5 separate regions of the Mus musculus genome follow, and regions 1, 2, 4 and 5 are each linked to region 3. Evidence: chromatin loops called from intact Hi-C (ENCODE). Cell type or tissue: heart. All regions are shown on one strand.

Region 1 (5,000 bases), 120 kb before region 3:
AAACAAGACATTTGTGTCTCCAAAACAGCCGCGAGGAGCAGGGAGAGCCTGGCTGGAGGAGTGTGGGCATGGCTGGAGTCAGGGCAGTGGGCTATGCGGCGGCCGACCGACAGGGAATTTGCACAGCGCCCCTCTGTTTCCAGGCTTGAGATCCAAAGCTCATGTCAGTGGGGGTACCATAAAGTCTTAAAAGAAGTGAGAGATATAGGGTCTCCAGAATCTTAAATAGAACACTTGGCTTTTTTTTTTTTAAAGAACCTACTGTGTGCCAAGTGTTTGATATTAACTGTCTTGGTTTACCAACTTCATATGGGTGACAAGCCCTGTTTTACAGAGAGAAATCTCAGACTGAAGGACTCTTTTTTGTTGTTTTTGTTTTTTCAAGACAAAAGTTTCTCTGTATAACCCTGGCTGTCCTAGAACTCGCTCTGTAGACCAGGGTGGCCTTGAACTGAGATCTGCCTGCCTCTGCCTCCTAAGTGATGGGATTAAAGGCATGTGCCACCACCTCTGGGCAAAGCTAAGAGATCTTAAGCAACTTGGCCTAGTAAGTATGAAAACAGGCTTCAAGGAGTGGGACAACACTCTCAGACAACAGATGCTCACAGTCACCTATAACTTTAGCTCCAGGGAGACCCAACACCTCTGGCCTCTACTCACACATATACATAATAAATAACAGACACAAATTATGAGAAAAAATAGGCTACAAGTCAAATAACCCCTCCACATTCGCCCTCCAACAAGGAGGGCGCTCTTTTGAAGGGTGGCTGCGGCAGCAGGTAGTGGTCTCAGGCTGGCTAGGCTGAGCAGAGCGAGGCCTTCTTGGTGGTATATCCTGTGCCTACGGACAGGGTCTTCTCACCATGGGCCTTGACTGTGCTTCTTCTGGTTGTTTTGCTTCTTACTTCCCCCTCCCCGGCTCTGCAGGATGTGGCTGTGACCGCAATGAAGGAGCAACCTCACCCTCTCCCTCAAATGAAAATAGGAGTCCTCTCAGAGGGAGGACAGCCAGGGGGCTCTCTCCGGCAGCCGAATCACTCCAATGGGAACCTGCCATCTTGATTTGTTTCTGCCTTGCCCTGTGGATCTTTCACACTGGAGATGATTTTTCTATAGGGGCCCGCTTTCCTTCCCTACCTGCCCTCCTCTTACCCAGCTCTCTATTGCTCCCTTTGCCATCTCCAACTAGGTCCCCAGTCCTCCCAGGGTAGCTATGTCACTCGCTCTTTTTGTCCCAGCCTCTACGTGACCCTCATGAATCTCTAGCCTAGCAAAGGTTTCTTTCACTTTGCGTCACTGTACTTCCATGTCCGAAGATACTGTAGATCTCTAAATCTCTAGTCGTTACCCCATGTGCATCTCTGTCCCTCAGCTCTAGACTCAGCCACCATCCCAAGCCAGGTCTCACTCTCAGACAGCCTTGCCCCATCCACTAAATACACTAAAATGGTTCTGGGGAGAGAGGGGGAGACCCAAGAATTCTACAAGCGAGAGTTTCACAAGACAGAAAGAAAGGTGAAGGTGAAAGGGTCAGGATATCCTGTCAGTGTCACCCCGAAACCCACCCTCTGTCATTGCCAGACTCTCACCTGCCGTGTGCTGGGTGCCAGTCTGGCCTTGGATGTTTCTGAGAGCTCACAGAATGGAGAAGCTCCTAAGAGGCCCTTTGGTCTAGCCCCACCCCAGGCCCCGCCTATCTACTCTCCACCTCCGGTTCATCATCACTGTCACCAAGAAGTCCAGTGTCCCAAGAGCCACCTAGAAATAAGACAAAGGTCAAAAGGAATGGAATTCTGTAGGAAGCACCAACTCTGAAGTGGCAAGGACGGATTTACACACCTCCACCTAATAAAAGGTCTGCTTCTTTCTTGCTGCCTAATATTTTTGTGGTACTGAAAACCGTGCAGAGTCCAGATTTTAATGTGAGAGACAGTGAGGGAAGTACTGAAAGATCATCGAGTGGTGTAGTAGAACAGCATTATACAAGCATCTTCAGGCCCTAGAAGGTAAGATTGGCACAGACTGCCCCAGCCAGAGCAGGCAGGAGGTAGGTGCCAAGGTTAGGGCTGCTGAGCCATGCGTGACCAGCAGGTGTCAGCATCGAGCCAAAACGCTGGAGTACAGAGCTTAATAGCTTTAAAGGGCCTGATAAATGAGGGTAGACTCCAATGAGGCAAAACTACACCTTTAATCCCAGCATTCTGGAGGCAGAGACAATCCAATCTTTGAGTTCAAGGCCAGCCTGGTCTACAGAGTGAGCTCCAGGCCAGCCAGGGCTGCATAGTAAAATTCTTGTCTTGGAAAAACCACCCACAACTCCAGCTCCAGGAATTCCAGTGTTCTCTTCTGGCCTCCAGAGTCACCTGAATAAATCAGTACATGAACATACACTTGGGCACACACAGACACACAAATCTTTAAAGGAGTGAATTATATAGCTTTCTTCAGCACAGATTGAGAACCCAAAAAAAGGCCTTAGGATTCAGGGATTTAAAAACTGATTTGGGGGCTTCCAGAGACTGGAGTCAGCGACTCCATGGCTCAGTGACTCACTGATCTTCCAGATGTTCTGACTTTTATTCCCAGCACCTATATCTGGTGGTTCATAACCACTAGTTAGTTCCAGTGGATCTAATACCTTCTGGTCTCCTTGGATACCTACACACATGTAGAATACACATACATACAAACAATAAAAGTCTTTAAAAACATATTTAGTGTGTGCATGTGTGTAGACCAGAGAACAATTTATTTATTTATTTATTTCTCTCTCTCTTTCTTTCTTTCTTTCTTTCGGTTTTTTGAGACAGGGTTTCTCTGTATAGCCCTGACTGTCCTACTGTCCTGGAACTCACTCTGTAGACTAGGCTGGCCTCAAACTCAGAAATCTGCCTGCCTCTGCCTCCCAAGGGCTGGGATTAAAGGTGTGTGCCACCACGCCGGGCTTCAGAGAACAATTTCTGATGTCATCTTCAGGAACCTGGTCTGGTTCACTTTCTTTGAGGCATAGTTTCACTGGCCTGTCTCAGAGTTTCTATTGCCATGATGAACCACCATTCTTGGGGAGGAAAGGGTTTATTTTGCTTACACTTCCGTATTATAATCCATCATTGAAGGAAGTCAGGGCAGGAATTGGTGCAAAGGTCATAGAAGACAATGTTTATCACATTACTTTCTCAGCTTCTTTTCATATGGCACCCAGGACCACCAGCCCACGTGCCCACAGTGATCTGGTCCCTCCCATATTAGCCATCAACCAAAATAAAATAAAGCACCGCACCTGTATGTGGGGGTGCACACTTTTAGACCCAGCATTGGGGAGGTAGAGGAAGGCAGGTCTCTGTGAATTCAAGGTCAGTTTTAGTACTTAGTAAGTAATGAGCCATTGAGAGAACCTATCTCCTGGAACTCGCTCTGTAGACCAAGCTAGCCTCTGCCTCCTGAGTGCTAGGATTAAAGGTGTGTGCCATCATCTTCCTGCTAAACTTTTTTTCTTAAAAGTCCATGGAAATGAGAACTCGGAGGGGGCTCTGCGTTCTGGAGTGGCACTGCTTGGTCCGGTGGCTGGGTGAGGGCTGCTGGTGTCACGTTTGAGGAGAACTGCGAGTGTGTTTGGCATATCCCCGTCGGGATCCCAGCTACGATGAGTGCTGCCCGGGAGTCTCACCCACATGGGGTGATACGTTTAGCCTCCCCTGACGATGATCTTGGATCTAGCAATTGGGAGGCAGCAGACTTAGGCAATGAAGAAAGAAAACAAAAGTTCTTGAGACTTATGGGTGCAGGAAAGAAAGAACACACTGGTCGTCTTGTTATAGGAGATCACAAATCAACATCTCACTTCTGAACAGGGGAAGAAGACAAGAAAATTAATGAAGAGCTGGAGTCTCAGTACCAGCAGAGCATCGACAGCAAACTGACGGTATCGGCGGCACTGCGGACTCGGCTTCAGTGAGGTAGAAGATCATTATGGAGAAGATGATGTGGCTAGAGATGACGATGAAGACGACTCCCCTGATGCTGAGAGTCCAGATGACTCGGACAGTGACTCTGAGTCTGAGAAGGAGGAGTCTGCAGAAGAGCTTCATGCTGCTGAGCATCCTGACGACACAGAAGACCCGAAGAGCAAAAAAGATGCGAAGAGCAATTATAAGATGATGTTTGTCAAGTCCAGTGGCTCCTAACTACCAAACACCTAGTCTTTGTATTAAAAGTAAACCTTATTGTTATAATGCACAGTGGAGGACTGCTTATAGAGCACAGACCTCTGTATTATAATTTTTTTAAAAAGGCCCTTTTAAATAACTACAAAGAGTGTTTGCTTTCAAATGCCGTGGGTTACATTTCTCCAGGCATGACTATAACCATTTTTGTAAAGAGTCCGAGTTGTATAAAATGAGAAATAAATGCTGTACTCAGCTTCCCTTCATATTAGCATCATCTGCCCTCTCCCCGCCGTTTGCCTCTGTAGGTGCATTATGGGGGACACTTGTTTGTTTGTGGCAGCTCCTTCATCTTCATCTTTTGGTTTGTTCCTACTTTGCTCTTACATAATTCATCTGATACTGTGACGTGTTTCCTTGGTTATACTTTGTTAAAGTAGACCTGTCCATCATGGAGTTGGCTGCCACCAGCCCTGCTGCAGACCATCACTGACAGTCCATGCTTGTTTAGTCTTTGCTCGTGGACCAGAGCAAGCACAGGACACTTATGTGTGGACGTGCCCTGTCACATCATTCAAAGGTTGCAAACCCAAAATGTCTTTATATAAGTTGATTTTACTGTATGGTAAAGTTTTTGATAAAATTTGGCCAGTTTTTACAGAAGAAATTATTTCTCTGCTCATTTAGTCCTGTGTATTTAGAAATATGTAAAACTGGATTTTTTAAAAGGTACTATGTGACCAAAGTTCATTTTTTCCTCCTAAGGTCTAAATAAAGAGAAAGCAGTTTCCACCTCCCCCCAAAAAAAAGAGAGAACTCAGCACTTACCCTATA
Region 2 (5,000 bases), 110 kb before region 3:
AACTCAGTTTACCTGGCAAGCAGTTTACTAAGCTGACTTTACCAACAGCACTTATATCCTTTGCATATTGAACTTAGTCTTTCAGGAAGCATTCACTGAGCAGGATAAAGCATGGCGGTCTATGGGTTCATAGTTTACTAGTTAATAAAGCCACACACAGCCAGCACTCAGGAGGTAGAGGCTGATGGGTTTCTGAGTTTGAGGCCAGCCTAGTTTACAGAATGAGTTTCAGGACAGCCAGGACTACAGGGAAAACTTGTCCTAAAGAAACAAACAAAAAAAGAACTGGTGGTGATGATGATATCACATGCTACAATAGGGGAGGTGTGGGTCTGGGGAGACAGCTTGGTGGGTAAAGTGCCTGGTGCTCAGACGTGGAGATTTGAATGAATTTGGATCCCCAGCTCCCACCAGAAGTCACCTGTCTTGGTGGAATGTGTGTTGTGTATTCAGAGAATCTCAGGGGCTCATTGGCCAGCAAGTCTAGCAAAAAAGTTGAATCCCAGCTTCAGTAGAAGACCCAGTCTCAAAAAGTAAGGAAGAAAGCACCACAGGAGGACACCTAGCCTTGCTCTGGCCTCCATACTTGCTGGCACACACACAAGCAGGGAGGTGTGCAGCACTGGAGACTGTAACACAGAAGATAGCCCAAGGATAGGAACTTCAGCCTGGTGTAGTAGCACACACCTGTAATCCCAGAATTCACTGGGAAGGCAGAGGCAGGAGGATCACTGAAGTGTGAGGCCAGCTGGTCTACACAGAGTTCCAGGCAACCAGGGCTACTCAGAAACAAGAAATCTAAGACTTTTATCTGAACCCTAAAATATGAGTAGGAATTCATGGGGCAGGAAAGAGGTACAGACTGGAGGTTGAAGAAAGTTCCAGACAGAGGAAACAGAGTGTGAAGACAGCGTGGAGGAGGAGGCAGCATGAGGAAGACCCTAAGGTGCATACTGGAGGAAGCTAAAATACCAACATAGCTAAGCCATGCAATGGTGGTGGTGTGTGACAAAACTTTTCCTGGGGACACAGAATACACATCTATTCACCCCAAAGTCCAACTTGGTGGACCAATGAGTTTTACTAGGGTTATTTACAGGAATATGGGTGAGGAGTTACTTACAGGAGCAGAAATGACTCAAAGACAACAGCATCTCCAAGCCCACTCCAGCATGGATAACAGCTCACAAAAGCTGAGAGCCTGGAGCACACTGCAGGTGGCTCGGCAGGTTGGAGACTGTTGTTCTGGGTGCCTTAGCTGGGCTAAACCTCTGCCTGCTCAGAGCTCTTTGCAGCTAGGCTTCCTTTTGTTTGAGAACCATCCTTTCATTGCTCTCTAGGGCAGCAAGACTGACAAGTGAATCTGGTCAATTTCAGGGAGTTCCTGAAGCTTCTTTGAGTTGTGTGCTTAAGGAGCTTCATACCAGATGGGATGTTTCAATCCTCAGAGGAAACAGTTACACAGCAGATGGCAAGGCAGGAGGACTGTGATCAAGGCCAAGCTGGACCACAAAGAGACCTGTCTCAAAGAGTCAAAAACAAAGATAAAAGACAGAGCCGGGCAATGGTGGCACACGCCTTTAATCCCAGCACTTGGGAGGCAGAGGCAGGCAGATTTCTGAGTTCGAGGCCAGCCTGGTCTACAGAGTGAGTTCCAGGACAGCCACAGCTATACAGAGAAACCCTGTCTTGAAAAACCATTAAAAAAAAAAAAAAAAAAAAAGACAGGCTAGAGGGCTGGAGAGATGGCTTAGCTATTAAGAGCACTGGCTGCTTGCTCTTCCATAGGTCCTGAGTTCAATTCCCAGCAATCACATGGTGGCTCACAACCATCTGTAATGGGATCTAATGCCATCTTCTGGTGTGTGTGTGCGCACACACACACACACACACACACACACACACACACACACAGAGAGAGAGAGAGAGAGAGAGAGAGAGAGAGAAGGAAAGATATCAGTGTAGAAATGAAAAGCCAGGTATTGTGGTGTATGCTTTTAATCTCAGCACTTGGGGGACAGAAGCAGGCAAATCTCTCTGAGTTCAAGACTAGCCTGGTCTACATAGTGAACTCTAGCACAGTCAGGGGTATATAGTGAGACCTGTCTTAACAAAACAACAACCAAACAGATGAGCAAATAAAAATAAAAAGAAAGTATTAAAAATAAAGGAAAGAATGGGCTGTCTTTCACTGGCTGCTTTTGTCGAAAAGTTTGGTTCAGTCCCCATCATCCACACCCCACCCATCTATATCTTCAGTTTCATGGGATCCAGCGCCCCCTTCTGACCTCCACAGACATTGCATGCATCTACTACACATGGACGCATGCAGGCAAAACATACAATATATATATGGCTCAGATGGTGGCATTAGTCTATAATCCAGTACTTTACAGGTGGTAACAGGAAGATCACAAGTTCTGGGCCAGAGTCTCTCTTACAGTAATGATTATCAGTGTTAGACTTGGCACTGCACACGTATAACCCCAGCACTCAGAAGGCTGAGACAGGAAGATTGCTGAGGCTTGAGGCTAGCCTCGTCTACATAGAGAGCAGCAGGCCACTCAAGGCTACAGAGCAAGGACCTCTGTCAGTACCCCACCAGCAACATCGTAATTACAGTGACTAAAACAATTGTCAAAGGATGGATGCTGTACGATGGCCCCTGGAGTCCTGGCCGACCTGGTGAACGAGGCAGGAAGATTGTTTGAACAGCCTAGAAATTTGTCGTCACCTTGGGCAGCAACTTGAGACTCAGTCTCAATTAAATAAAAGAAGATGGCCGGGCGTGGTGAGTCTCAATTAAATAAAAGAAGATGGCCGGGCGTGGTGGTGCACACCTTTAATTCCAGCACTCGGGAGGCAGGGGCAGGTGGATTTCTGAGTTTGAGGCTAGCCTGGTCTACAAAGTGATTTCCAGGACAGCCAGGGCTACACAGAGAAACCCTGTCTCGAAAAACCAAAATAAATAAATAAATAAATAAATAAATAAAAGAAGATAGATTTGAAGATGTAGAATTATGTTTCTAAGTAGAAAGAAAAAGTACAAATTTATTCAATGAATGTATTAACAATTAAACCCTACTAGCCTGGCACGGTAGGTGGAGGCAGAAGGGCTGGGGGGGGGGGGTGTCCAAGGTCATCAGTGGGAGAGGGGAGGGGTATGTGAGGCTCCATTTCAAGTGAAAATAAATGTGTGTCTGAGAAGATGGCCTAGCCACACGATCCTGACAATCTAAGCTTCCCAAGGCTCCGGTAAAAAGCAGGATGCAGAGCCACTCAACCTGGAGTTCACACTCCCAAGGCAGCTGAGGGTTGGAGACAGGAGAACCCTTGTAAGCTTATAAGCCAGCCTGGGCCTCACAGCACAGCAGCAGAAACAAGAGAGACCTTGCCTCAGGATGGTGGAGGGAGAGAACCGACTTGTAGACATTGTCTTCTTACCTTCACATGGACCCTACAGGCAGATCTCTCTGAGATTGAAGCCAGCCTGGTCCACATAGTGAATTCTAGGACAGCCAAAGCTACACAGAAAAACCCCCGTTTCTTTTCTTTTTTCTTTCTTTTTTTTTTTAGATTTATTTATTTATTATTATTATTTTTTTTAAAGATTTATTTATTTATTATATGTAAGTACACTGTAGCTGTCCTCAGATACTCCAGAAGAGGGCATCAGATCTCATTACAGATGGTTGTGAGCCACCATGTGGTTGCTGGGATTTTTGAACTCGGGACCTTCGGAAGAGCAGTTGGTGCTCTTAACCACTGCACCATCTCACCAGCCCTTTTATTTATTTTTTTTATTTTGTTTTTTTTGAGACAGAGTTTCTCTGTATAGCCCTGGTTGTCCTGGAACTCACTTTGTAGACCAGGCTGGCCTCTAACTCAGAAATCTGCCTGCCTCTGCCTCCCAAGTGCTGGGATTAAAGGCATGCACCACCATCGCCCGGCAAAACCCCCGTTTCAAAATAAAAGTATGCATTTTATTTTATGTGGATGAATGTTTTATCTTCAATGTATGTGCAACTCTTTGCATGCCCAGTACCCACAGATGTCAGAGGAAGGCAGCTCCTCTGGAACTAGAATTACAGATGTTATGAGCTGCTGGAAATGGAATTCCAGTCCAGTCCTCTGCAAGAGCAACCAGTGCTCTTAGCCACCAACCAACTCTCTCATCCCAGTGTTTCCTCACTGCCTGGTTGCATGCTCTCTCTCTCTCTCTCTCTCTCTCTCTCTCTCTCTCTCTCTCTCATTCTTTCTTTCTCTTAGATTTATTTACTCATAGCAATGCTCTGTCTGCATGTCTGTCTGAAAGTTAGTACCCATTACAGATGGTTGTGAATAACCGTGTGGGTGCTGGGAATTGAACCCAGGACCTCTGGAAGAGCAGTCAGTGCTCTTAATCACAGCCATCTCACCAGCCTCACTGTCTTCTTTCCTAACATCAAGAAAGAACAAGACACCTTGACAAGTCATTCCCTTACTAAAGAACTTAAAACAGAGTTCACTGCTTCCAAATAGTTTGACCCAGACCAGCTTGGTGCTCCAGGCCTTCTGGAGCCAGGTTCCCCTTTCCTTTCCCCTACTCAGAACCAGTGTCTTTTGCACACACGAGCCTCATGGGACCTTTTGCTGTTCACGATTCAGGCGTCATGCTTACCACGTAAAAGCTTTTATTTAAACATTGTCCTCTTTTAGGAACATTTTCTCCTATCTTCAGGCATACTCCCATCAAAATTCCCTGACCCTCAAGATAAACTATCTGTAGCAGGCTAGAAATAAAAGTCACTGTTAGAATGTTTACTTAGCATATCATCAAGGTCTTGGGTTTCTTTTTTCAGCACTGAAAAAAAAAAGAGTAATTAAAATGTATCCATTATCTTCTCTTGGAAACACCAAGACTGCACAAGCTGGCCTTGAACCCCTCCTCTGGCCCCCACCTACAGAACCCAAATTCCAAATAGTTTTGTCATAATTAGCTTTTGGGGTGTTTCTTTTGA
Region 3 (5,000 bases):
GGTACCAAGTTCAAATCCCAGCAACCACATGGTGGCTCATAACCACCCATAATGAGATCTGACACCCTCTTCTGGTGTGTCTGAAGACAGTTACAGTGTACCTATTTATAATAATAAATAAATCTCTAAAAAAACACACACACAAACACAGAAATATAAGAATATGTTCACTTTAGCTGGACGGCGGTGGTGCACACCTTTAGTCCCAGCACATGGGAGGCAGAGGCAGGCGGATTTCTGAGTTCGAGGCCAGCCTGGTCTACAAAGTGAGTTCCAGGACACCCAGGGCTATACAGAGAAACCCTGTCTCAAAAAACCAAAAAAAGAAATTGTTCACTTTAACCCCAGGTGTGGGGAGATGGGGTGCTTCCAACTGTCCACAGTAGCTCTTTATGATTTGCATCACCCTCTAGCAGAGGCTTGGTTTTGCCAGCTGCAGATAGTCTTTGTAATTGTGTGACATTTGCAACTCAAGACACTTTTCAGAAGGTATATAAATGCTAGGGCCCCAAGAGGTGGTGTGCATGGTTATTGGTAATTTAGGGAGGTTGGTTTGTTCTACTAGTAGTCCTGCTCAAAGAAACAGAAAGAAAGAAATTAGATACAAGGATATCTCTGTCTGTCTGTCCCCACCCTCATCCTTTTTTCTCTCCTATCTAGTGAAAAGGGTTGAAACTAGGGGGAGAAAGGGTAGGAAAAAGAACCCCCAAAGGAGCAAAGACCGGCTATAATCCTCTCGCAGGCTCAGGATGGAATGACATAACATGACTCATCTGTTCGTGAGCAGACATGTATGTTACTCATTACCATTTCTATGCTCTGAAATCAAAGCTTGCCCACTGACTCTCTCATGGAAAATATGACACATCATACCTGAGACGTCAAACTTGGCCTTCTGCAGGGAATCAAATATGTCCTTTCTTTTGGGCAGATCTGGGAAAAGGGCTTCCAGTTCTTCCACATATTTGCTGTCCTTTGGGGTTGCCTTCCCAATGTTGGTATCCATGTTGACACAGTCCAGGATGATGGTTCCTATAAGGGATAAGGCAGAGCAGGAGTCCTGTGTGTGAGTGAACCCTCCACTCACAATCTTTAGCACATATATAACTCCAAATCCAATGAACACAATTCAGAGGATACAACCCAGGCAACCCCACTGAAGTCAAAATAATACACTTGGATTGACCATGTCCTAAGAGAAAACTCCCAAAGTACAATGCAGTTAGGGACATGGACAGACAGACAGAAGCCTGGGTGTGGAGCTGTACAGATTGCTCAGCAGTTGAGAGCACTGGCTGCTCTTCCAGAGGGCCTGGGTTTGAGTCAAATAACCAATATGGCAGTTTATAACTCTCATCTCAAGAGATCTGAAGCCCTCTTCTGGCCTCCTCAGGTACCCAGCATACACACGGTACACAGACATATATACACAGACAAAATACCCATACACATAAAATTAAAAAATAAAAAAAGTAAAACAAGGAGACTGGGCATCCTGAGTCTTGTAGATTCCAGAAGGAATCTAGCTCTTCAGCAAACCAAATTCCATTACACTATCTTTTTAAATTTTTTTTTTACAATTTTCTTTATTCTTTGAAAATTTCATATTCTTTCCCCTACCCCAGCTCCCTCTCCATTCCCTACCCACCCAACTGCGTGTAGCCCTGGTTATCCTGGAACTGTCTTTGTAGATCACGCTGGCCTCGAACTCAGAGATCTGCCTGCCTCTGCCTCCCAAATGCTGTGATTAAAGGCGTGCGTCACCACTGCCCGGCAGCTGTCAATTTCAAAAAGTTTGTTGGCTATGGATGAAGCTTTGTGCTTCTCTTCTGTCTGGATTTGGTCTTCCATCACAGTATCTTAATATTGGAAGAGTGTGCCTAGTCTAATCTAAATGAGATCAGCACTACACACCCCGTGGAAAAATATAAAAGGGAAGGTTAAGAGGCCTGCTGGAGATATAACAACCATTTCCTGGTGGAACTGCTATCAGAGATGTTTCCTGTTTCTTCAGTGAGTCCTCTTTCCTTTAAACATTGCTGCAAACGGGAACCACCAAGACCCGTGCCCTCTGCTTCCCCTGTACTAACTCCAACCCAGGCAGTGAAACAATGACCAGCTGCTGCAGGAACCCTGGCCCTCTGGGGTGAGTAAACTTCAAGAGTCACCGCCACCAGTGAGGCTGGAGTCTAGACTTTCACCGCCCCCATTCCGGGATAAGGGCAAAGGTCACAACCCAAACCTGATTCCTTACCATGCAGTAGGGCTGCAGTTTGTCTGTCCAAGGTCTCTGGTGCCCCCTGCAGGATTCTCTCTGTCACCAGGGTGGCACAGGACCCCACCAGCTCAACTGAAACGTGACAGGGAGGACAGTATTTCTGCTCAATTGGTCGGTGGTCCAGCACCTCTGCTACGGCCTCCTCCAGAGCTGCATCGCTTCTGGGGAGGGTGGTGGTTAACAGAAAACAGAAAGAGAAGCAGGTAAGAGCTCTCCAGCTGCCCAAATGGATCTCCAACTCCCCACCAAGAGGAAAAGTATGCATGTCCCATGTGAGTACACAGAAGTCACCTCACCCCACCGTCCCCTCTCCACTCTCTGACGTGGAATCAGAAGCAGCTTTTAAACAGCACACAAGTGAACTCTGTGACGTTTCTGCTGTAAATACCTACACGGTCACTGTCCTTTAGGGTCACCTTTCCAACTGAACTCTATACCTGACCTTGCTCTCTTGACAATGAAACATCACGAAAGTCACCATGTCTTCCTTTCCAGCCCTGTGCTACGGCCTTCTAGGCCCATCAGTATCCCCTACCTGAACTGTTTCAATTAAGGGCTCATCTAAGCCGTCCCTCAAAAGATTCCTGGATGATCACTTGAAAAACAAACAAAATGAAAATCAAAAACAACAACAACAAAAAACTTTATTCTGTTAGGACCTGGAATAACTATAATTAAGTTTTCTACTACCCCAAAATACAGTCCAATCTCCTTAGAGAGGCCTACAAGGACTCCATGATCTGTACCCTGCCTACCTTAGTCCCATCAACTCACATCTTACCTTTCCCACATAATTCATGCCCAGCTGTGCAAAACAAGTCCCAGTTCCCTACTCAGTGTGCGATTTCATGCCTGCCTGGCTTCACCTCTGCTAACTCCTCTCTCTGCCTGAAGGCTCCTCTCAGACACCTGCCCACCTCGGACAAACACAAAGCTCTCTTTTAAGACTGGGCTGCCCTCAGTAGAGTCCTTTTGCCCTCAGTTTCCCTCCAGCACAATGAGCTAGGCCCATGTATGGCCCATCGAGTCCCACTGTCCTCTAGAGTGACAGTTAATGGCGTGCCTCTGGCACCCACTACAGTGCTCTCTTTATTACCTCCCTCTTCCTGACTGAAAGATGCATGAAAACTGTCGCCTCTATCCACTTCAGGAAAATGTTTTAATCAGTAAATTCATGGATGCATGAATGCCCCCAGGCAACTATCATTTCTTGGTATAACCACAGTGTGCTCAAGGGAAAAATATCCATTTTTAAGACTAGCAGGAGCCAGACATACTTAGACAAGAATCACACTCATGTTGCTTTTTGGCAGCCTTCTCTAGTCCTAAATTGGAAGTGGATTTATTATGGATGTACACATTTGTTGAACAGACATGCCTGGGATATTTATAGTCTACTAGAACATATTATCCCTGTATCTTAAAGCAGCAAAAGTTCTGACATTAAAGGCAAATTTAAGTTATTTTGAACATTTTGAATAATTATTTAACTATATATTTTTGTTTCTTTATATCATAAACATCACATAACTAGAGAAGTGATACTATTTTTTTTTATTGGATATGACCCATCAATTATAGTTAGCCTCCGAGGCAGGTGGATTTCTGACTTCAGGGCTAGACTGGAATACATAGTGATTTAGAGGCCAGCCAAGGCTGCATAGTGAGGCCCTATCTCACACGAGAAGCAAGCAAACAAACAAACGAGAAAAAATGACAACAAATGAGCCTTTGAGACTCTAGTGGACGGCTCTCCTTCCTCCTTTCTCCCCGTGCAGGCCGAGTGTCCTTCACTGACTTACTTGGGTAAAATATGGTGGTCAACAAGGATGAGGGTGAGCTGGCCAGCCTGGTGCAGGGCTAGGAGGTCAATCTCGTCCCGGAAGATCAGGGCTGGCTCTGGAATCTTAACCTCCTGGAGAAAGAAGACATTGTCCCCGCGCAGAGGAAGCTCAGAACGCTTTATATTTAAAACTGGTATAAAGATGTCTTCAGCTTCAGACGTCTGGTTACAGAATTGAAAAGAAGACATAATAAGGCTTAGGAAAATGCAAGAAAAAGTAACCCCCACCCTAACTCTGACCCTGAGGTTGGGTTCTGAGTTCTCTCCCTAATACACAAATGCAAAACAGAAGGCCAAAGAAGACATGACCTTGGGTAAGTTACCACTTCTCAAGGCCACAATTATCAAGCCTATGAAAATAAAAGGATGGGGCTGGAGAGATGGCTCAGTGGTTAAGAGCACTGACTACTCTTCCAGAGGTCCCTAGTTCAAATCCCAGCAACCACATGGTGGCTTACAACCATCTGTAATGAGATCTGATGTCCTCTTCTGGGGTGTCTGAAGACAGCTACAGTGTACTTACATATAATAGATAAATATATTTTAAAAAAAAAAAAGAAAAGAAAGGGATGGTTTGTTTTTTTTTTTAAATACTGGATAAGCAAGCCGAGCGAGTGCCTTGACCATGGAAGCACACATTCTACAACTGAGCTGCACCCTAATGTTCTGAGAGAATGGTCCTTGCCCTCCATCTTAGCAATGACATGGAAGTCAACAAGCTATTTTAAGGAAAAGACCTAGGTAGACTTCAAGCTACAGGAAATAGGATCCAGGTTCCATTTCCAGCATCCACATGGTAGGGTAGCTCACAGCCATTTATAACTCTGGTCCCAGGGAATCTGATGCCCTCTTCTGGATTCTGAGGGCACCTGGCACACA
Region 4 (5,000 bases), 71 kb before region 3:
AGACGCTCTTTTACTCTGCAGCCCTGGTTGGCCCTGAACTCACTATGTAGATCAGGCTAGCTTAGAGCTTGCAGCCATACTTCTCCCTCTGCCTCCCTGGTTCTGAGTACCTGACTGCCCAGTGTCTACTGTGTCTTCTGATCTGGTTTTTGAGATGTCTGTCTGTGTAGCCCCAGGTGGTCCACCCTTCTCTGTGCTGATCCCACAGGCATGCACACACGTGGCTCCTAGGGAAGCTAACGTAGTCTGGGAGCCTGCTGACTGCCCCTTCTCAGAGCTCCTCTGTTCTCTCCTCTCCGGGCTTTCCCCCACTCCTGCAATCGGTCTTAATGCCTCATTTCAGGGAACTATGGTAGATCTAAAATCTCTCTAAGCAATTGTCTACCGGGTATAACTCACCTTGCTGTCCATCTTGCATAGTTACAATAAATGGCTGGCCAATGCCTCCAGCAGGGAGTGATGTTTGGATGTTACCCAGAGGGACTCCATCAGTCACGATGGTGATGACCCTCTGGCCTCCACTCCCCACCACTTGCTGGGTCGAGGAGTCAAGAGAATTTCCTTCTTCCATTTCTTCTAAATGAGCTAAGAATTCAAAAACGTCAAGCTTATTAAAAAAAAAAAAAAAAAAAGCTGGGCATGGTGGCGCCCACCTTTAATCCCAGCATTTGGGAGGAAGAGGCAGGCGGATTTCTGAGTTCAAGGTCAGCCTGGTCTACAAAGTGAGTTCCAGGACAGCCAGAGCTACACAGAGAAACCCTGTCTCGAAAAACAAAAACAAAAACAAAAACAAAAAATTGGTTGAGTTTTTAAGGTAGAGCCTAACTGTGCCCAGGCCACCTTAGCAACCCCACCCCCCCAAGTGCTAGGATTATAGAACTAAGTCAGGGGAAAGAGCATAGGGAAGTCATAGAACAGTATTTTTTTAAACATGTCCTAAGATGTTACTAGTGCTCAATAAAGATAGGTTCTAGGGCTCCCAATGTGGCAGCATACCCTGTAATCCTAACTCCCAGAGGCTGAGGTAGGAGAATCACCATGAGTTCTAGGCTAGCCTGGGCTATGTAGTGAGATTCTGGTCCAAGAAACAAACTCTCAAATAAAAAAAAGAGAGAGAGATTCTATGCATAAATAGATTTTTAAATGTTAGTTCAAATACACTTGAACTTGCCAGGTATAACTATAATCCTCTTATTTAGAAGACAAAGGCAGGGGATCTCAAATTCCAAGTTACATATCAGGTTTGAGGTCAGCCTAGGCTACACAAGACCTTGTCTCAAAGAAAATTAAGCTATACATATACTTTTTAGGAGCAGTGGAGACAGGGTCCCATGTAGTCCAGGTTGGCCTCAAAGTCACTACAGAGTTAAGGACTATCCTCCTGCCTCCATCTCCCAAGTGCTGGAATTACAGATGTGAGCCACCAGACCTGATTTACATGGTCCTGGTGAAGAAGCTCAAGACCTTGTGGAAGCTAGGTACACACTCATGTGAGCTACGTCCTAGATTGTGTCTGTGTCAGATTTCTTGTTTGGGGCCAGCATCATCAGCTTTAACAGGGTAATGAGCATGGGATTGTCCTATAGCATGATAGGCTGTACTTCCCCAAGAACTTAGAATCCTTTTTTAGGTAATACCTTCAAAGTCTAAATAAATCTATAAAACTTGAAAAAAACCTAAGTGTAGATAATTTAAGAATGTGGGACATTTAATAGTGAACTAATAAAACATTATAGCAAATAATCAAAGGGTTAAAGTTTAACAGAGAGGCTACATGGAAGGTGGCTTTGCCCCCCTGAGACACAATCATAGACCAGAGTGTTCACTGAGTCCCAGGTACATTCCTGAGAGTTTTATAGATGTGAGTGCACAGTGGACATTGGTTGGTCAACAACCCATACATAGGCCATGCACTGCTAGGGCAAGCAATGTCTGCCTCTCCTGACCGCTTCTATAACAGGAGTCACAGTGGGAAAGTCACAGAGAACTTTGAGTAAGTGGTACTGGTCCATCCATAGGAGACACAGCAAGGACACTCAATGAAAACAAGCGACTTGCACCTCACGTGTGTGGTGGTGTGCACCTAGAGCTGTACGTGAGAGGTAAAGGCAAGGGAATCAGGAGTTGAGAGTTATGAGACCCTAATTCAGAAACAGCAAAACAATCAAACGATCCCATTGTTGAATGTTATGGTGGAAATCTAGAACCACCTCCACACCAGATGAGGACACTAACAACCTGGAGAACAGAAATGATTTACCCCAAACCAGGGGGCAAACCAAAATAGTAAGGCTAAGCTTACCACAGTATTTCTTTCTCTCTCTCTCTCTCTCTCTCTCTCTCTCTCTCTCTCTCTCCCTCCCTCCCTCCCTCCCTCCCCCCCCCTCTTTTTTTTTTTTTTTTTTCTGAGACAGGGTTTCTCTGTGTAGCCCTGGCTGTCCTGGAACTCACTCTGTAGACCAGGCTGGCCTCGAACTCAGAGATCCGCCTGCCTCTGCCTCCTGAGTGCTGAACTTCTTTCCCTTTGTTTCTTCTTTGACTACAGCTACTACCAACCTGCAAACAACCTCCCTAACAACCAACACCCAGCAACCCACCTCGCAGAGCCCTAGCATTTATACCCCTGAGAAGAGCATGAGGCATCAACCATGGTCAGCTGCTTTGCGCAGCCCTAAGCAGCCCCACTCCACACCTAGGATTAAGTGAAAGCACAATCTTGTAGTATTCCCCCCCCAACCCCCATGTTTTTAAAGAAACCAAAATTCCAGAATTCTTAAAACTGTCACTACAACCTTTAGAATTAGTACTGGTAAGAAAAATGGCTAGCGGGGCTGGAGAGACTGCTCAGTGACTAAGAGCCCTGGCTGCTCTTAGAAAGGACTGGTTGGGTTCAGTTCTCACTACCCACATGGTGGCTGCTCATAACCGCTGTTCACTCCAGTTGCAAAGGATCTGCACCTCTTCTGGCCTCCTTGGCCACACATAGGTCGTAGGCACACAGACAGACAGACAAACACTCATGTGTATGAAACTTAAGAAAAATGACTGGTGGTGAGGGAGGATTCTCATCTCCCAAATGTCAATGCAAGAACGACATCAGTATAAGGCAAATTTTGGTTTCTTTAAAAACCCAGTTATGTTCTGTGGAGGCGTTTGTTTTAACCCCAGTTTTACGTCCTGTGGATGTGTGTTTGTTTTAACCCCAGGAGTTGGGTAAGAGGTTGCTTCACAGATGATTATGATTTGTCTCGTGCACTAGCCGTGGTGTAATTTTTGCCAGCTGCAGATAGTTTAACTCTGGGGACTGGATAATGAGAGAACTCGGAGAAGGTCTATGGCAGTGGCTGCTTCCAGTCCCCATGGCTGTGGTTTGATGACAAAGAGCTGGAGATACCCTTACGATGAAGACTGGACTTGCCCCCAAGGATCCCAATGATTCCTAACCTCAGGAAGTAGTCAAAAGAGATCTATGTCCCCTTTTCCCTCTAACTTCTTTCTCTCCTACCTAGTGTTGGGAATTGGAAGGGATTAGGATGTGATAAGGGTTGGAAGGGAGGCAGTTGTATAAAAACACAGTTATATAGTAAAAAAAAAAAAAAAAAAAAAAAAAAAAAGCCAATATATCACAACAGTTGGCTATCATTAATGAAAGAGCAGGCAACCAGACCCTTCCAGGGTTTGTAGGAGAGTACCTCCTCCAATTATCTGCCCCTAGCTATATGAATTCCTAAGATTTTTTTCTTCACAAACTGTAACTTCTTCACTGCTATGTAACTTGATACTTAATTTTCATTTCTTTTTTTACTTTATGACTGTGTAGTGCACCCAGAGGCCATAATGATGTGTGGGAGTTGGTTCTCTATCTGCCATGTGAGTTCCTAGGTTGCTGGGCCTGGTGGGAGCACTCACCTGCTGAGCCATATCGCTGGCCCCTGAAAGCTTACTGTTGTAGTTATCAGAAGGGCGTTCTGCAACACATATGCCCAACTCCACTGGAAACGCCAGAACTATGTTCCCAGCCAAACTTAAGCACACATGGTGTAACCATGAAAGGTGGGAGGAACCAGATTGTGGATTTCAATATTTTACTTTTTCTTTTTTTTTCCTTTCTTCTTCTTTCCTCTCTCCTTTTCTCTCTTCCTTTCTCCTTTTCTTCTTTCTTTCTTTCCCTTTCTTTTCTTTTCTTTTCTTTTTTTTTTTGGATATGGGTTTCTCTGTGTAACCAGAGCTGTTCTGGAACACTTTCTGTATGTAGATCAGGCTGTCCTTAAACTCATCGAGATCTGACTGCCTCTGCCTCCCAATTACTGGGATTTAAAATATGTGCCACCATGCTTGGCACAGTTCTTTGATATTTTATATGTAATTTAAAAGTGCTGGAGAATAAAAAACAAAAGAAATCGTAATTCACTTAGCAGATGGGCCACCAAGCTGAGGCTCTGAGAGAGCTGGAGAGGGGGCTGACACCAAGTGAGGGCTGCAAGTGTGGCCAGTCCTGGGGTGATGGGATCTGACTGTGATGCCGAGGCATGGGGTCACCGAATCCATTAGAAAGGGAAAATGAGGACCAGTGGGAAGGAGATAAATCCTCCCTCAGCCTCGCCCCATCCTTACTGTGTTCCCTAATCCAAATGGACTTCAGCCAACTGTGTGGTTAAAATTCTTTTAAGGCTGAGATGGCTCAGCAGTAAAGGTGCTTGCTGCCAAGCTTGATCCCCAGAAGCCACATGGTGGGAGGAGGAAGCCACTCCTGCGACCTGTCTTCTGACTCCACGTGTGCTTCAGCATGTTCCACTCCCTCCACAAAGTAAATGTTCCATTGACAACAGTAGATTAATTCAATGTGCTTGGCACAGTCGACTACATTTCCCTTACTTATTTGTTTTCTTCCATTGCTAGTGCCTAGCAGAACGTGATGTCACCCACTCCCGAGGCCTCTGTGCAGCCCTCCTTGGCAGCAGGCTTACAGAGCATGGCTCCTCACAAACTGAGCATGGTGA
Region 5 (5,000 bases), 210 kb before region 3:
TTCCCCAATGCTGGGATTGAAGGTGTGTACCAGCACACCTGGCTTTTCTGATGCTGTTTTGGAAGGGATGAAGGATGTAAAATTGGGCTGGCAAAATAGTTTAGCAGGTAAAAGTATATGCTGTCAAGCCCAACGACCTAAGTAAATTCAATCCCTGGGACCCACAAGGTAAAAGGATAAAATGACTCTCCTAAGCTGTGTCCCGACATCCACTCAAGTGCTACACACACAGACACAGACACAGACACAGACACAGACACACACACACACACACACACACACACACACACACACAGACACAGACACACACAGACACACAGACACAGACCACACACAGACACACACACACACACACACACACAGACACAGACACACACACACAGACACAGACACACACACACACAGACACACACACACACACACACACAGACACACACACACACACACACACAGAGTCTCTGAGGTCAGGCAACCCATGACAGGGTTGGGGGTCTCTTCAAGTCCATGAAGCTATGAAAGTGAAGCCTGAGCTACAGTGGAGACTTCAGAATCTTGGAGGTGCCAAGACCATGGGTCATCTATTAAGGAATGTGACAGCACAGGCAAAGCTGCCACAAAACAAGGCTTTGTGAAAGTTAAGAGTGGTGGTGCTGTCTTTAATCCCAGCACTTGTGAGGCAGAGGCAGGTGGGTTTCTGAGTTCGAGGCCAGCCTGGTCTACAGAGTTAGCTCCAGGACAGCCAGGGCTACACAGAGAAACCCTGTCTCAAAAAAACAAAAAAACAAAACAAAACAAAACAAAAAAGTGTGTGTGTGGGGGGGGGGGGGCTGGAGAGATGGTATGGTGGTTTGAATGAGAATTACCCCCCCCCCGCCCCCTTTCTCATAGATTTGAATACTCAGTCATCAGGGAGTGGTGCTATCTGAAAAGATTAGTGTGGCCTTTAAGGTTTTCAAAAACCCAAGCCCAGTGGCTCTCTCTCCCTGCTGCCTGTGGGTTCAAACACTGAACTCTCAGATACCTCTCCAGTGCCATGATGGAGTACCTGCATGCCGCTCTGCTCCCCAGCACAATGACAATGGACTAAACCTCTGATGCTGTAAGCCAGACCCAATTAGAGTCTTTCTAACAGTTGCAAAGTTATGTGGTCTCCTCCCAGCAACAGTACACTGGCTAAGACAGATGGTTAGGGGTGGGTACTGCTGCCTCAGAGGACCTGAGCTCAGTTTCAAGCACCCACATCAGCACTCACAAGCTGCTGTAGTTCCAGATCGAGGGAGATCGGATGCTTCTGGCCTCTGTGGGCACGTGTGCTCATGTGCACACACCCACAGATCACACACACACACACACACACACACACACACACACACACACACATAATTTAAAATAATAAAAATACATACTTTTTAAAGAAGAAAAACCGTCCTGGCTAGTTTGATGTCAACTCTACACAAGCTAGTGTCAGCAGAGAGGAGGGAGCCTTAATTAAGAAAACGCCTCCATAATAATCAGACTGGGAGCAAGCCTGTGGGATGCTTTCTTATCTAGGGAGTGCTGGGCCAGCTCTGGTGGTCCTGGTTTTTTTTTTTTTTTTTCGAGACATGGTTTCTCTATGTAGCCCTGGCTGTCCTGGAACTCACTTTGTAGACCAGGCTGGTCTCGAACTCAGAAATCCGCCTGCCTCTGCCTCCCGAGTGCTGGGATTAAAGGCGTGTGCCACCACGCCCGGTGGTCCTTGGTTCTAAAAGGCTGAGCAAGCCATGTGCAGCGAGCCAGGAAGCAGCTCTCCTCCATGGTCTCTGCCCTGCCTCTATGTTGCTGCCTCTTTTGAATCTCTCTCCTGATGTCCTTTGATGATAAACAGTGACGTGTAAGTGTGAGTGAAATAAACCCTGTCCTCCCTAGCTTGCTTTTGCCCGTGGTGTTTCATCACAGTAACCATAACTATGATACATCTTGTAAAACGAACAAAACTATTAGATCCTACAACCCTAGCACCTGTGAAGCTAAGGAAAATGTGCTGTGCTGTGCTGTTCAGTCAAAGCCAGCCTGGGCTATAGACTCAGTGATGGAGTGCGGACCAACCCAGCAAGCTTGGTATCCAGCACCCACAATGAGCTTGAGTAGAAGAAGTTCACAACTTCCTGCAGCTCCAGATTCAGGGGATCTGGCATCTCTGACCTGGGCGAACAGCCAACTCACATTCACAGCCCTACCAAACATTGGAACATACACATAATTAAAAATAGAAATTTTGGGGCTGGTGAGATGGCTCAGTGGTTAAGAGCACTGATTACTGTTCCAGAGGTCCTGAGTTCAATTCCCAGCAACCACATGGTAGCTCACAACATCTGTAATGGAAACCGATGCCCTCTTCTGGTGTGTCTGAAGACAGCTACAGTGTACTTATATATAATAAATAAATCTTTAATCCCAGCACTCGGGAGGCAGAGGCAGGCGGATCTCTGAGTTCAAGGCCAGCCTGGTCTACAAAGTGAGTTCCAGGGCAGCCAGGGCTATACAGAGAAACCCTGTCTCGAAAAACAAAAAAAAAAAAAAAAAAATGTATAATTTTTGTTAAAGATTCTGACTGCAAATCAAAAGAGGGCACCAGATCTCATTGAAGATGGTTGTGAGTCACCACATGGTTGCTGGGATTTGAGCTCAGGACCTCTCAAAGAGCAGTGAGTGCTGTCAACCTCTGAGCCATCTCTCCAGCTCATATAAATCTTTAAGAGAGAGAAAAACAGGCTGGGTGTGGTAGCACATGTCTTTAATTCTGGCACTCAAGAAGCAGAAACAGATATCTGTAACTTCATAGACATTTGAGGCCAGCCTGGTCTACATACCTAGTTCTAGGGCATCCCAGTATGGATAATGCTTAAAAACAAACAGAACCAGACCCAAGATTTGTTTTGCAGCAATATATTGACTAGAGCTATAAGCACTACCCACCACTCACCACTAGAGGGACCCTATAATCAGAGGTTCAGCAGAAATATCATCATACCTAGACTACATCCAATACACTAGTGGATATGGTTTTTCCTTTATCCATCTCAAAGGCAAACTTGGAGTTAAAGCCAGAAAGAGATGGAGAAAGACACTAGAAAACGGAAAGGCATCCCATGCTCACGGAGTGGTAAACTTTTAGCATGGTGAAAATGACCATTCTACCTAAAGCTATTACAGATTCAGTGCAATTCCAATCAAACTCCCCACCTCATTCTTCACAGAAATGGGGGGAAAAAACTACCCTAAAATGTATATGGAATAAAAAAAAAAAAAGAAGAAACAAAAAAATGTATATGGAACCACAAGAAATCCTGGATAGCCAAAACAATCTGGAGCAAAAAGAACAATCCTGGAGGGATTGCCATTTCAGACCTTAAGATATATTACAAAGCTATAGGAAAACAAAACCAAGCCAAAAAATCATGGTATCAGCACAAATAGAGACTTGGAGACCAACGGAACAAAACTGAAGACCCAAACATGAGTACATATAGCTTCAGCCACTTAATATTTGACAAAGGCAGCAAGACATATGCTTGCGGGGGGGTGGGGGAAGCATCTTCAACAAGTGGTGAAGGGAAAACTGGCCAACATCCACAGGCATCCTATGGGTGGGTAACCTCTTCTGACCACAGGGTCCCTCTAGTGGTGAGTGGCAGGTAGTATTTACAGCTCTATTCAATTCAAACCACCTTGTGGTTCAAAGACCTAAATGTGGACAGTGAAACACTGAAACTACTGGGAGGAAACACAGCACCCTGCACGGTCTAGGTGTAGGGAAAGGCTTTCTGAATAGAACTCCTTATGTACAGTAATTAAGATCAACAACTGACAAGTGGGACCTCAAACTACAAAGCTCTGCATAGCTAATTAAACAATCAGTGATGAGGAATCCCACAGAACTGAAGAGAATCTTTGTCAGGTATACATTTAATACATTTAATAGACGAATAATGCATAGAATATACAAAAATTCAAAAAGCCAAGAGTGAAAATAATAAATGACCCTGGAACCTGAATGGAGTTCTCAAAAGGAAAAAAAAAAAAAAAAAAAAAAAAAGCAAAGCAAATAAGTTTGAGACTTCATTCTAATCAGAATGGCAAAGACCAACAAGACAATAAACGACAACAGACAACAAATGCTGGAGGGGGTGTGGGGAAAGGGGAACTCATTCACTTTTAGTGGAATTGAAAACTGGTGCAGCCACTATGGAAATCATAGGGAAAATTCTCAAAAAGATAAAAATAAATGCACCATATGCCCCAGCTGTATCACCCCTTGGCACACGCCCAAAGGCCTCGCTGACATCCTACGTCATAGATCCTTGCTGAGACCTGCTCGTGGCTGCTCTACCCACCAGAGCTGGGGAATGGAAGCAATGTAAATACCCTGCAGCAGATGAATGGCTGACCAGAGTATTGGGCGCACGCTGTGGAATGCTGCTCTGTTGGGAGCACAGAGCTCCAGGGAAAACCAGGAATGTTAAGCACATGGGACTGTTTTCTTTCTTTGAGACAAGGTTTCTCTGTTATTCTCTGATTGTCCTGGATCTTGCTCTGTAGACTAGCCTGGCCTCAAAAGCAGAGATCTACCTGCACCTGCCTCCTGAGTGCTGGGATTAAAATCAGGTGCCACCACACCCAGCTCCCGAGTTGTTTTTTCAGTGGAAAAGAAGTAAAATCTCTTTCTGCCCATCAGGCTGGAAAGAGATGACTAACACCCCCGTGATCTGTGTTAGCTCTCGGCCAAGCCATATCAAGCTCCTACAAACAGGACTGGAGGTAGCTAGTAATCTAAACGACCTCTACACTATCTGTACAACTGAGACCAGGCCACATCCTTCCTTAGGCCCTCCTAAACCAGCACAGGCAGCCTATCTCCAGACCTTATCTTCTTGGAAGAAAAGCCACACACCCTGAGTTGCCTTTGAGTAATTATGCCCTGGGGCCTGGGTTACATCAGGGAACTTTTTTCCCAATTG

Evidence for each region. A loop is a pair of places that touch in the nucleus more often than their neighbours do. Peaks named below come from ENCODE experiments on the same cell type or tissue, not always from the same donor. Only the 100,000 strongest peaks of a DNase experiment are listed, where the experiment ranks them.
Region 1: it touches region 3 in a loop (8-fold over the local background); 23 of 42 quality-filtered maps call a loop at or near these places.
Region 2: a loop joins it to region 3, with 2.6 times the contacts of the local background. A loop is called at or near these places in 21 of 42 quality-filtered maps.
Region 4: it touches region 3 in a loop (2.4-fold over the local background); 3 of 42 quality-filtered maps call a loop at or near these places.
Region 5: it touches region 3 in a loop (2.6-fold over the local background); 3 of 42 quality-filtered maps call a loop at or near these places.

What each region holds. Positions count from the first base shown.
Region 1 is chr3:95,140,723-95,145,722 of GRCm38, forward strand. It overlaps Tnfaip8l2 (tumor necrosis factor, alpha-induced protein 8-like 2), which reads right to left and starts at 1,632. Exons shown (of 2, transcript NM_027206.3): 1 at 1,593-1,632. It also overlaps the pseudogene Gm9169. In heart, a CTCF peak has its summit at 2,088 (motif pointing right); DNase peaks (open chromatin) are centred at 949, 1,659 and 2,089; H3K27me3 peaks cover 335 bases.
Region 2 is chr3:95,151,793-95,156,792 of GRCm38, forward strand. No RefSeq gene overlaps it. Among named protein-coding and RNA genes, the nearest start is that of Sema6c, 10 kb to the right of the region's middle. In heart, CTCF peaks have their summits at 2,283 (motif pointing left) and 3,669 (motif pointing right); no DNase peak of the experiment used is centred here.
Region 3 is chr3:95,261,338-95,266,337 of GRCm38, forward strand. Prune1 (prune exopolyphosphatase) reads right to left here. Exons shown (of 8, transcript NM_173347.2): 3 at 4,081-4,283; 4 at 2,255-2,439; 5 at 874-1,032. Among named protein-coding and RNA genes, the nearest start is that of Bnipl, 13 kb to the left of the region's middle. In heart, a CTCF peak has its summit at 2,307 (motif pointing left); a DNase peak (open chromatin) is centred at 2,294; H3K27ac peaks cover 528 bases.
Region 4 is chr3:95,190,154-95,195,153 of GRCm38, forward strand. It overlaps Gabpb2 (GA repeat binding protein, beta 2), which reads right to left. Exons shown (of 10, transcript NM_029885.1): 8 at 400-585. Among named protein-coding and RNA genes, the nearest start is that of Gm16740, 25 kb to the right of the region's middle. In heart, no CTCF peak of the experiment used is centred here; no DNase peak of the experiment used is centred here.
Region 5 is chr3:95,050,231-95,055,230 of GRCm38, forward strand. No RefSeq gene overlaps it. Among named protein-coding and RNA genes, the nearest start is that of Psmd4, 10 kb to the left of the region's middle. In heart, CTCF peaks have their summits at 2,972 and 3,677; no DNase peak of the experiment used is centred here; H3K4me3 peaks cover 638 bases; H3K27ac peaks cover 758 bases.